2 separate regions of the Mus musculus genome follow, and region 2 is linked to region 1. Evidence: chromatin loops called from intact Hi-C (ENCODE). Cell type or tissue: left cerebral cortex. All regions are shown on one strand.

What was found. A loop is a pair of places that touch in the nucleus more often than their neighbours do. Peaks named below come from ENCODE experiments on the same cell type or tissue, not always from the same donor. Only the 100,000 strongest peaks of a DNase experiment are listed, where the experiment ranks them.
Region 2: it touches region 1 in a loop (6-fold over the local background); 3 of 42 quality-filtered maps call a loop at or near these places.

Annotation. Positions count from the first base shown.
Region 1 is chr6:119,010,947-119,015,946 of GRCm38, reverse strand. The region is part of intron 3 of Cacna1c (calcium channel, voltage-dependent, L type, alpha 1C subunit); the gene reads left to right. It overlaps Gm50599 (a long non-coding RNA gene), which reads left to right and starts at 1,255. Exons shown (of 2, transcript XR_001785462.2): 1 at 1,255-5,000. In left cerebral cortex, a CTCF peak has its summit at 3,123 (motif pointing right); no DNase peak of the experiment used is centred here.
Region 2 is chr6:119,066,815-119,071,814 of GRCm38, reverse strand. All of the region lies in intron 1 of Cacna1c (calcium channel, voltage-dependent, L type, alpha 1C subunit), which reads left to right. Among named protein-coding and RNA genes, the nearest start is that of Cacna1c, 39 kb to the left of the region's middle. In left cerebral cortex, no CTCF peak of the experiment used is centred here; a DNase peak (open chromatin) is centred at 2,480.

The DNA of each region.
Region 1 (5,000 bases):
GACCCGTCACCCTACCCTACTGGATTAGGTTTGTGCTTCAGTTTCCCAGCAAAGTGGGAGGAGGTGATGGACAGTTGTCTGTCCCTTGCCATTGTCATCAAGCTGAGAAAAAGGGCTGAGGCTTCGCTAGACAGAGTGAGACAGCTCTCAGCAGGATTCTCTCAGTGACTTGCTACTTTTGTTTCCTCATCTGGAAGCAGGGGCAATAATACCTGCCTTTTTAGGGCCTGGAATTCAATGAAACTTACCTCTCTACCCCAGGAAACTCAATACCAGACATCAAAGGATGGCTTTAATACCTTCCATGCAAGTTTGCAGATTTATTGCACAATTTATTTAGATGTGGAATACCTCTCCGTTGTGGCAGAGGAACTGCCCGAGGGGAAGGAAACAAATGAGAGCAATATGTGTCCTTACATGGGAAAGGTGGAGCAGGGTCCCAGAATGACAGAGCCAGACTCCTTGGTACCCTCAGGCAGTTAGACTCCCAGAAGCACAAGAGCAGGTGGCCTTTCTTTGGGATGGAAAGCAGAGGGGCTTTCTTTCTCATCTAATTATTAGCCAGGCCTGACCCTGTTAGCCTCCAAGATCAGATTAGATGTTGAGTGGGCATTAGGGTAGGGTGGGCATACACCAGATGGGCGTTCTCCAAACCAAGGAAGAGATGCTTCGGGACCTATCTATGCTCATAAGGCGGCTGGCTCCTTTACTGCTAGAATTAGACCTCGTCCAGAAACGATGGACAGTGAAACCTCTTCTGCGTATTTTGAACATGATTTTTACTTCATTAAGTTACACTATATGGTAGGAGTCATTTAAAACTGTTTCTGTAATGGAAAGTTTCCAATATAATTAAAGTGTGGAGATTCACCGGTGGAGTCTCCTCCTGGTTCCAGCAATTAGCAACACTTGCCAATTCAGTTGTAAGCATTTCCCTCTAGGTTTGGTTCTCCCCTCTCCCTCTCCCTCTCCCTCTCCCTCTCCCTCTCCCTCTCCCTCTCCCTCTCCCTCTCCCTCTCCCTCTCCCTCTCCCTCTCCCTCTCCCTCTCCCTCTCCCTCTCCCTCTCCCTCTCCCTCTCCCTCTCCCTCTCCCTCTCCCTCTCCCTCTCCCTCTCCCTCTCCCTCTCCCTCTCCCTCTCCCTCTCCCTCTTCCTTTCCCTCTCCCTCTCCTCTCCTCCCCTCCCCTCCCTCTCTTCCTTCCTTCCTTCCTTCCTTCCTTCCTTCCTTCCTTCCTTCCTTCCTCCCTCCCTCCCTCCCTCCCTCCCTCCCTCTCTTTCTTTCTTTCTTTCTTTCTTTCTTTCTTTCTTTCTTTCTTTCTTTCTTTATAACATTGAATATTTGAAAGCAAAATTCAACCATTATATAATTTCACCTGCAATTAGGTTAGATTGCATTGTAACAGACAAATAGTGTTTTTTTTTAAATATCTGTATTACTCCAGACAACAATAACAGCCAAGTTTCTTAATATCATTTGATACTCAGGCACATCTATTCTTTTCTTTTGTTGAAAATATATTTTTCTCAATAAAATAAAATATCCTGATTATGGTTTTTTTTTCTCCCTCTACAATTCCCAGTTCCGCCTTACCCCGCTCTCCAATCCAGATCCAGTCCCTTTCTGTCTCACTAGAAAACAAACAGGTTCCTAAGGAATAATAATAAAATAAAATATAATAAGATAAAATAAAAACAAACACGCCAGAATAGGACAAAACAAATAGCAGGAAAGAGCCCAAGAAAAAGCACATGAAACAGATATAGACACAGAGGACCGCTCGTTTGAATACTCAGGAATCCTATAGAAGCACAACACTGGATGCTGTGATATATACACTAAGGGCCTGGAGGATTAAAAACAGGAAAAAAAAGATTTAAAAAACAATCCCTTATACAACACTGTGAGACAAGGAACCTCCAAAGATGGCTGTGAGGACATTTCTGATGGGCATTTACTCGTAGGCAGGCAGCTACCCTTAAGAGTAGTTTATGAGACTGACACGCTACCTACTGCGCTAACGAGGCTCCCCCCACCCCACCCCCCTGGACCTCATATCTCTAGCTGCACTTGTGTCAGAAGATGGCCTAGTTGGCCATCATTGGAAAGAGAGGCCCATTGGTCTTTCAAACTTTATATGCCTCAGTACAGGGGAACACCAGGGCCAAGAAGTGGGAGTGGGTGGGTAGGGGAGTTGCGGGGAGGGTATGGGGAACTTTTGGGATAGCATTGGAAATGTAAATGAAGAAAATACCTAATAAAAAAAGTTAAAAAAAAAAGAGTAGTGTATTTCCTGATGGGAGCATGTTGGCAGAAACTAAACTCTTATCAGTGGATATCAGTTAGAGACAGCTCTGGGTTAGGGGTGGGGTCATGTGTCCACTTCTCCTTTCAGCTCCTGGGCCCCATCTGATGCAGACCCGTTCAGGGCCCGTGCATGCTGCGCTGTCTATGAGTGAGCACGTACGTGCATAGATCCTGTTGATTTAGAAGACCTGGTGTTCCTCTGTTCCCTCTGGCGCTTAGACTATTTCTGTCTCCTTCTGAGGGGTTCCCTGAGCCCGGAGGGAAGGGATTTGATGGGGGACATCCCATATAGGGCTGAGTGTTCCAACGTCTCTCAGTCTCTGCATGATGTCTGGCTGTGGTCTCTGTATTTGTTCTCATCTACCACAGGAGGATGACTGCTGTTGCTGCTGCTGAAGGCATGGATCTCTGAGTATAGAAGAATGTCATTAGGAGTTATTTTATTGCTACATTCTTGTAGTAAAACATGAGTATTTGGGTCATGTCGGACCTTCTCTCTCTACCTTCTCGTTAATTTGGATAAGGATTTGTCATTCTTACTGACTTTCTCCAAGGACCATCTCTTCGATTTCTTTGATTTTCTTTGATTCTTTGTATTTTCTGTTTTATTGATTTTTCCAAGTTTAATTATTTCTTACCATCTGCTTTTCAGTGTCTTTTGTTTCAGGTGGGTTGTTAAATTGCTAGTTATTATCAGGTGGGTTGTTAAATTGCTAGTTATTATGAGATTTATTTATTTATTTATTTATTTATTTATTTATTTATTTATTTATTTATTTATGTATGTGAGCACACTGTTGCTCTCTTTAGACACACCAGTAGAGGGCATCAGATCCCATCACAGATGGCTGTGAGCCACCATGTGGTTGCTGGGAATTGAACTCAAGACCTCTGGAAGAGCAGTCAGTGCTCTTAGCCATTGGGCCACTTCTCCAGCCCTCTAATTTTTTTTTTAATGTAACTACTTAGTGCTGTGAACTTGCCTTGTCTAACCAACTCTATTCGGTCCCATAAGTTTGGGTATGTTTTGTATCCATTTTCATTCATTCTAGAAAGTCTTTAATTTCTTTCTTAAATTCTGTCATGATCCAGTTTTCACCAGTTGTTCAGATTCCATGAGTTTGTTAAGCTTTCTGTTCTTCCTGTTATCCTTGATATCTCACTTTGCTCTGTGGTGGTCTGGTGGCATGCAGGGAGTTATTTCAATTGTCTTGTATCGATTGAGACTTGCTTTGTGTGTGTGTGTGTGTGTGTGTGTGTGTGTGTGTGTGTGTGTGGTCAATTTTGTAAAGAGTTCCATTGGCTGCTGGGAAGAAGGTATATTCTTTTGTGTTTGGATGCAGTGTTCTGTAAATGTTTTTTGTTTTTCTGTAAATGTTTGCAATGTTCAGTATTTTTTGGCTGAATGATTTATTCATTGATGAGAGTAGATGACCTATTCATTGATGAGAGTTGGGTATGGTGTCTCCTATTGTCACTGTGTGAGGGCCAACATGTGTGTAAGCTGTAGGAGTGTTTCTTTTACAAACTTGGATGCCCTTGTGGTTGTGGCATAGGTGTTAAGAATTGAAATATGAGGGGGCTGGAGAGATGGCTCAGTGGTTAAGAGAAATGGCTCTTCTTTTTAAGGACCAGGGTTCAATTCCCAGCACCCACATGATAGCTTCCAAGTGTCTGTAACTTAAGTTCTTGTGGATCTGTCACCCTCACATAGACATTGATGCAGGACAAAGCCCATTAACATATTGCACATAATAATAAAAATTAAAATAAAAGAATTGAAACATGTCCTTGGTGGATTTTTTCTTTGACATGTTCATAGTGTCCTCTCTCCATCTCTTGATTAGTTTTGGTTTGAAGTTTAGTTATTAAAAAGGCTATACCAGCTTGCTTCTTAGATCCATTTGCTTGGGGTATTTCTTATTTATCTTTTTTTTCCCTAGGTGGTGTCTATTCTTGAAGTTAAGGTGTGTTTCTTGGATGTAGCAGAAGGATGTATCCTGTTCTCATATCCATTCTTTTAGTCTGTGTCTTTTTATTGGGGAGTAAGAGCATTGATAATGAGAATTACTGATAAGCGCTGTTTGTTGACTCCTGCTATTATTAATTCTCTCTCTCTCTTTCTCTCTCTCTCTCTCTCCTCTGTGTGTCTGTGTGTGTCTATGTTTCTTCCCCTCTTCTTTTTGTTTTTTTGTTTGTGTGTGTGTTTTGTTTTTCAAGACAGGGTTTCTCTGTATAGCCCTGGCTGTCCTGGAACTCACTCTGTAGACCAGGCTGGCCTCGAACTCAGAAATCTGCCTGCCTCTGCCTCCCAAGCGCTGGGATTAAAGGTGTGCGCCACCACTGCCCGGCTCTTCTCCTCTTCTAAGTCACTGGTTCACAGGTTTGAGATTTTTCTTGGCTGTAGTTAACTTTTTCAGGTTGAAGTTTTCCTTCTAGGACCTTATGTACAGCTGGATTTGTAGATATATAGTGTTTAAACTTTATTTTACCATGGAATGTCCTTCCCCTCCTCCATTTATTGTGATTGAAAGTCTCTCAGGATAGAGTAATGTGGGCTGGCGTTTACGGTCTCTGGGAATTTGTAGAACATCTGGCTTTTATAGTCTCACTGAGAAGCCGTGTGTTATCCTACTAGGTCTCCCTTCATATGTTTCTTGGCCTTCTCCCCTTGCAGTTTTAATATTCTCTCTTTG
Region 2 (5,000 bases), 56 kb before region 1:
CAGATTCCTCCCTGCATTAAGGGAGTAGCATTTATGGATTTGTAGTCCTGGGGTTGAGTGTGGATTTTCCTTGGCCTGCCTAGAGCCTACAGCACAAGGGTTGATGGATGGGGGTGGAGGTGGGGGTTGGGAAGCAGGTGCTCTCTGGGGCCTCCCAGTTCTGCTACACCGGGTCTGCCCCAGTACCTAGCTTCTATTTCTCCTCTGGTGTCTTCATTATGCTTTCTCTCCTAGGCTCATGGAGCAATAAAGCTGCCCAGAGCATGTCGAAAAGGAAGATGAGACACTGGGAGAATGTCTCCTGGGTACCAATTAATTAAAGGGAAGGTAGAGAGTGGAAACCAAAAATGACAAGGCACCCTTTTTTTGCCTGTGCACTTCTTCCAGGTCCTGAATAAAATTCCTTGAGCCAAATGAATGGAACTGACGTTACCCTGTGAGCTGCGTGTACTGTGGGCTATGTGTAACTTGTGCAGTGGTTTCATTTGAAACTTCAGCTATGCTCCAGTTTATGTCTGATATGGAAAACTATTGTAAGCTGCTGACCACCTAGATATAGGAGTGTCTCTCCGTGCCTGAGAGAGTCTGGATGAATTGTGTATGGGGAATGGGATGGAGAGAGAGAGAGAGAGAGAGAGAGAGAGAGAGAGAGAGAGAGAGAGAGAGAGAGAGAGAGACTTTTATTCCAGGATGTGGCATTGAGGGGAAAGGATCTCCTGGGATGCTCTTTGTTTTATTTGAGGCAGGTGGCCTGACCTTATGGTGCAGGGGCTGTGAGGGGTGGCTGGAAGAGAGCCGACATCCGGTAGTGTCTGGGAAGGAGAATGTGATTCGGATTGCATACTTATCATTGGCAGCTTGGAACAATGTTGCTGTAGAACAACTATCCTTCTGTGTGCAGGCATGAGCCAATCTGGTCTTGGCTGCTAATGCTTCATATTTGACCCTTATTATGTCACATTGTTCTATTTTACTGAAAAGAATGCTGAGGGACTAGGAGGTGAAGTCGGTTTGGGAACTATCCTGCAGTTGTAGAGAGTTGAAACATATTGAGTTGAGTCTATATAGATGCCCAGTTCCCATACACCTTTACAAATGTCACATGCATCTCCTGACTTATTCCCTACCTGAGTCAGGGCTTTTGGATGTGAGATATAGGAGCCATGGATGAAGGGGAGGGAACAATTGTCACGCACGCACCAAAACACAGTCTAGAGATGGGATGGCCTGAAATTCTGGCCAGCCAAGTTTCAGAAATTCCAGCTGCCCGCAGCTAACCTTCAGGCCTATCTGGCCTTGGCTGCTTTGGCTTTCTGTCTAAATAAAGCTACAGAGTGAAAGAGGAATGTCCCTGGATGGGTAGTTTTGTGTATGTGTGTGTGTGTGTGTGTGTGTGTGTGTGTGTGTGAGAGAGAGAGAGAGAGAGAGAGACAGACAGACAGACAGACAGACAGACAGACACAGACAGACACAGACAGACACAGACAGACACAGAGACTGACTGACTCTAAGTGTCTGGATAGGTGACTGCCAGCTGTGGTCAGTCCTTGTTAGTAGGTTGTGGCTCAGGGACTATTTTGTATAAGTACATCACCCTCAGCTCATGATGTAAGGGACCCTGGGAGCCACACAACATTTCTGCGTTCTTTACCTTGTACTTTGTACTGAGGTTGTAGTCTAGAAGGGGACCTGGCTCTGCCATAGGTTATACCTGAGCAGGGGTGGGTTATACTGACACAGATGCACTATGTCAGTATAGCAAAGGCCATGACATACAGAGAGGAGAGCAGCAGTGCTCTGTGCTTCTGTATCCTTCATTGGTGACATGTGTCTGTGTGTGCACATCTGCTTATGAAGATCTGTATTCAAGAGCAACTCTGTGGTCATGGGCAGGTCTCACCTTATTGGCTCCTTTCTTGAGTAGGAAGAAGCAGTGCTCTGTTTCCCATGGGGATCTCTTTACATGGCCATGTGGTCACTGCCCTGAAGTCTGCGTATTGAGTTTCATAATTCCTTGGCATCACAGAAAGGTTGGGCCAAACACCGACCATCTTGAATGTGAGCCCCACCCACAGTTTTATGAAGCACCCCACGTTTATGTCATGATGCTTGGGGTGTAGAGTCTGCAGTGGGAAATCACAGGAACCAAAGCTGTGGGGGACCCTCTGAGTTTCATGCTGTAATTGGGGTTCCTTCAGCCACCTACTGTGTATGGAGTGGGTGGTCTTTATTCTGCTGCCTCCTGTTCCTGATGAAGCCACAAGAGAGGGCAAGGTGATCACCTGTAATTCAGTGTCAGTGCCATCTAAAGCTGAGTGGGTGGGGTGTATGTGTTGCTCCCCTCTCTCAGGGGATTCTGCCGTAGAGATGGGGAACACCCTAGGAAGTGCCTACTCAGTAGAGCAGAGACTGCACTCCACTTTATGTCAACATTCAAGGAGAAACTTCAGGGGTGGGTGTGGGTGTGTAGGGGCCTCGGGATCCATCTGGGAAGCTGAGTCCTTTTGACAGCATGTTCCAAACAATAAATTTCTCTACCACCCACATAAAAATTTTAGAATCTGTGACTGCCACCAAAGCGTGCAAGACCTTAGAGATCATTTGGTGAACTTCTTCTCTTTGCAGCTGAAGAAACGGCGTACAGGAGGGAGGTGATCTTGTTCAGGGTCAAATAGCTACTTACTAGGAGATCGGAGACGAGATCTAGGTATGCAGCTATGCTAAAAAAACGAACCCAAGAGAGAACGCTCTCCAGGGATTGGGGATGGCTGGAATCACATGCAGCCAACTCAGTGCAAATACAGGTATGAGTTTCCCACACTGGGCAAGTTCATCCCTGAGCCTTTCCAGGCTTCTTTCCTGAATCTTCCTTTCTTTTTATAGCCCTGAGCCTTAGATGCCTTGGTAATTACAAAACGATGCCAGCAGTACCAGTGACCTCGGAAGTAGCTGGACTAGGCTGAGTGCTTATGGTGTCTTTAAATACTTGGGCAACATGCTGAGGTCGTGGAACTAGCAACTGGCATCTCAGAGCAGGTCCTTGGGGGCGTTTATGACCATTGTCTGTGCTTTTAACCACTAGTCATGCTACTTTGCCTTTGGGAAGATAGTTGTTATCATTTGCTATCCAATCCCCTAAACTCATTCCCACATGCTACACTCTATTCTCCACCGTTTGCTGTCTTCATAGAACAAGACCAGATATACTTTGTCTTAAAGGTTATAACCTTCCTGATGACCACGAGGACACAGAGGAAAGGAACATAAACAAAGGGACAAAGTCGCAGGTTAAAGGGCTTTACAGACTTCTTACAGGCTTGTTTCTGCTTTGTGAACCTTGCTCTGAGATGAAGAGCAGTAGGGCCTTTGGATCTTTATCTTCACAATGAGGGTGATGTCTAGACCTTTTGTCTTAGCCTTCTAAAGCAATTGAAGCAGAGGAAGAACTAGGCAGCACTGAAGTGCGTTGGCCTACGTAAAGGACTAGGATCTCCACGAATACTCTACTTGGTGGCATCAGTCTTGGGTACATCCAAAGATGAAGGCATCAGGTACTTCCTCTGCCCTAGATGAAAAGGGAATGTTAGAATAGAGGGACCCCAGATATAAAAAGTATCAGAGAAATTGGACAGCTGGGAGCACAGGAAGGATGGGAGAGATACAGGTGGAGAGAACTCAGGGTATATCTGTACATGGGATCGCCAGCATGGGCTTACGATGCCAGAGAAGTTGGAGGATTGGAGGCAGATCAGTCAAACCTAGCCTGGGTCTCCTTGGACAGGGCCATAGGTGTCTCTCTGCCTCAGTGTCCTGTCAGCAAAGGCACTGATGCCGTGTCTCCTGCCTTACATTTGTCAGCTTGTAGAACTGAAAAGGCATTCCCTCATCAGTCACCTCTGTCTGGTCTCAGTGCGGGCCAGCTCCAGGAGAGGTGCCAGAGTGGAAGAGTGGTTGTACTGTGGTCTACCCTGCAGATGGTATTGGGCAAGACTTAAGCCGAGGCTCTGACATCTGGTATTGAATGGCACTTGCGATGTATTTAGGCAGGTGTCTGGTTTGACTCAGTTGTGAAGGCCTGTTTGTGCATCCGCATGTATGATTTATTTGATATTTGAAAGTAATTTATAATCAAGATTCTTTGAATCCTTCTCTGGGCCTGCGTCATTGCTTCCTGGAAGTGTTTGTGGAGGGCGTGGGGTCCCTTCAGTACTGGTTTATACTCTCTTGTTATTCCTGCTGGAAGGACCCTTGGGTGTCTTAGACCACAAAGTCTACCTCCTTATTGAGTTATATGTGCTATTGGGCTACTCCAGAGTGTTGGTGAAGGCTACTAACAGGAGCTTTGATGGTCTCAAAAGCAACTGGAGAGTCTGCCCAGCATGGGTGATGGCTTTCCCAAAGCTGCACAGATGGATGGATGCCGTCACATTTGTTGTCCCCAGGCTATTTGCCATAGCCTCTCCCTAAAATCAGATCTGATGAAGATGGAGACAGTTCGATTTAGAGTGTAGGCTGAATAACCCCCAGTAATGAAATCCTGTTATATCTGCCTTGTTTCACGTATCATAATGTTTTCCTTCTTGTTGGAACATGTGTCAGAATACCCTTTCTCCTTAGGGCTGAGGAATATTCCAATGTGGAACACACTTTGACTTTGCTAACCTGTTGATCCATTGGTGAACACTTGTGTTGCTCCCGTCTTCCGTCTCTTGTGAGAAACGCTGCTGTGAACCTTGGTGTGCAAACACCTGTTGGGCCTCTTAATTTTTAATAATTTTGACTCTACGCCCACTAGTGGAATTGCTGGGTCATGTAGTAGTCAAATATTTAATTTTTGAGGAACTGTCATCCTGCTTTGCACGGTGGCTTGTACCATGCCACACTGCTGACAAGACGTGCGCGAGGCTTCCTTCTGCTCTTTTGTATTGTTACCAACACTTGCTACCTTCTAGTGTTAATCGTAGAAATACTGGTTGTGGCGCTGCCTCTCTGGCTTTGTG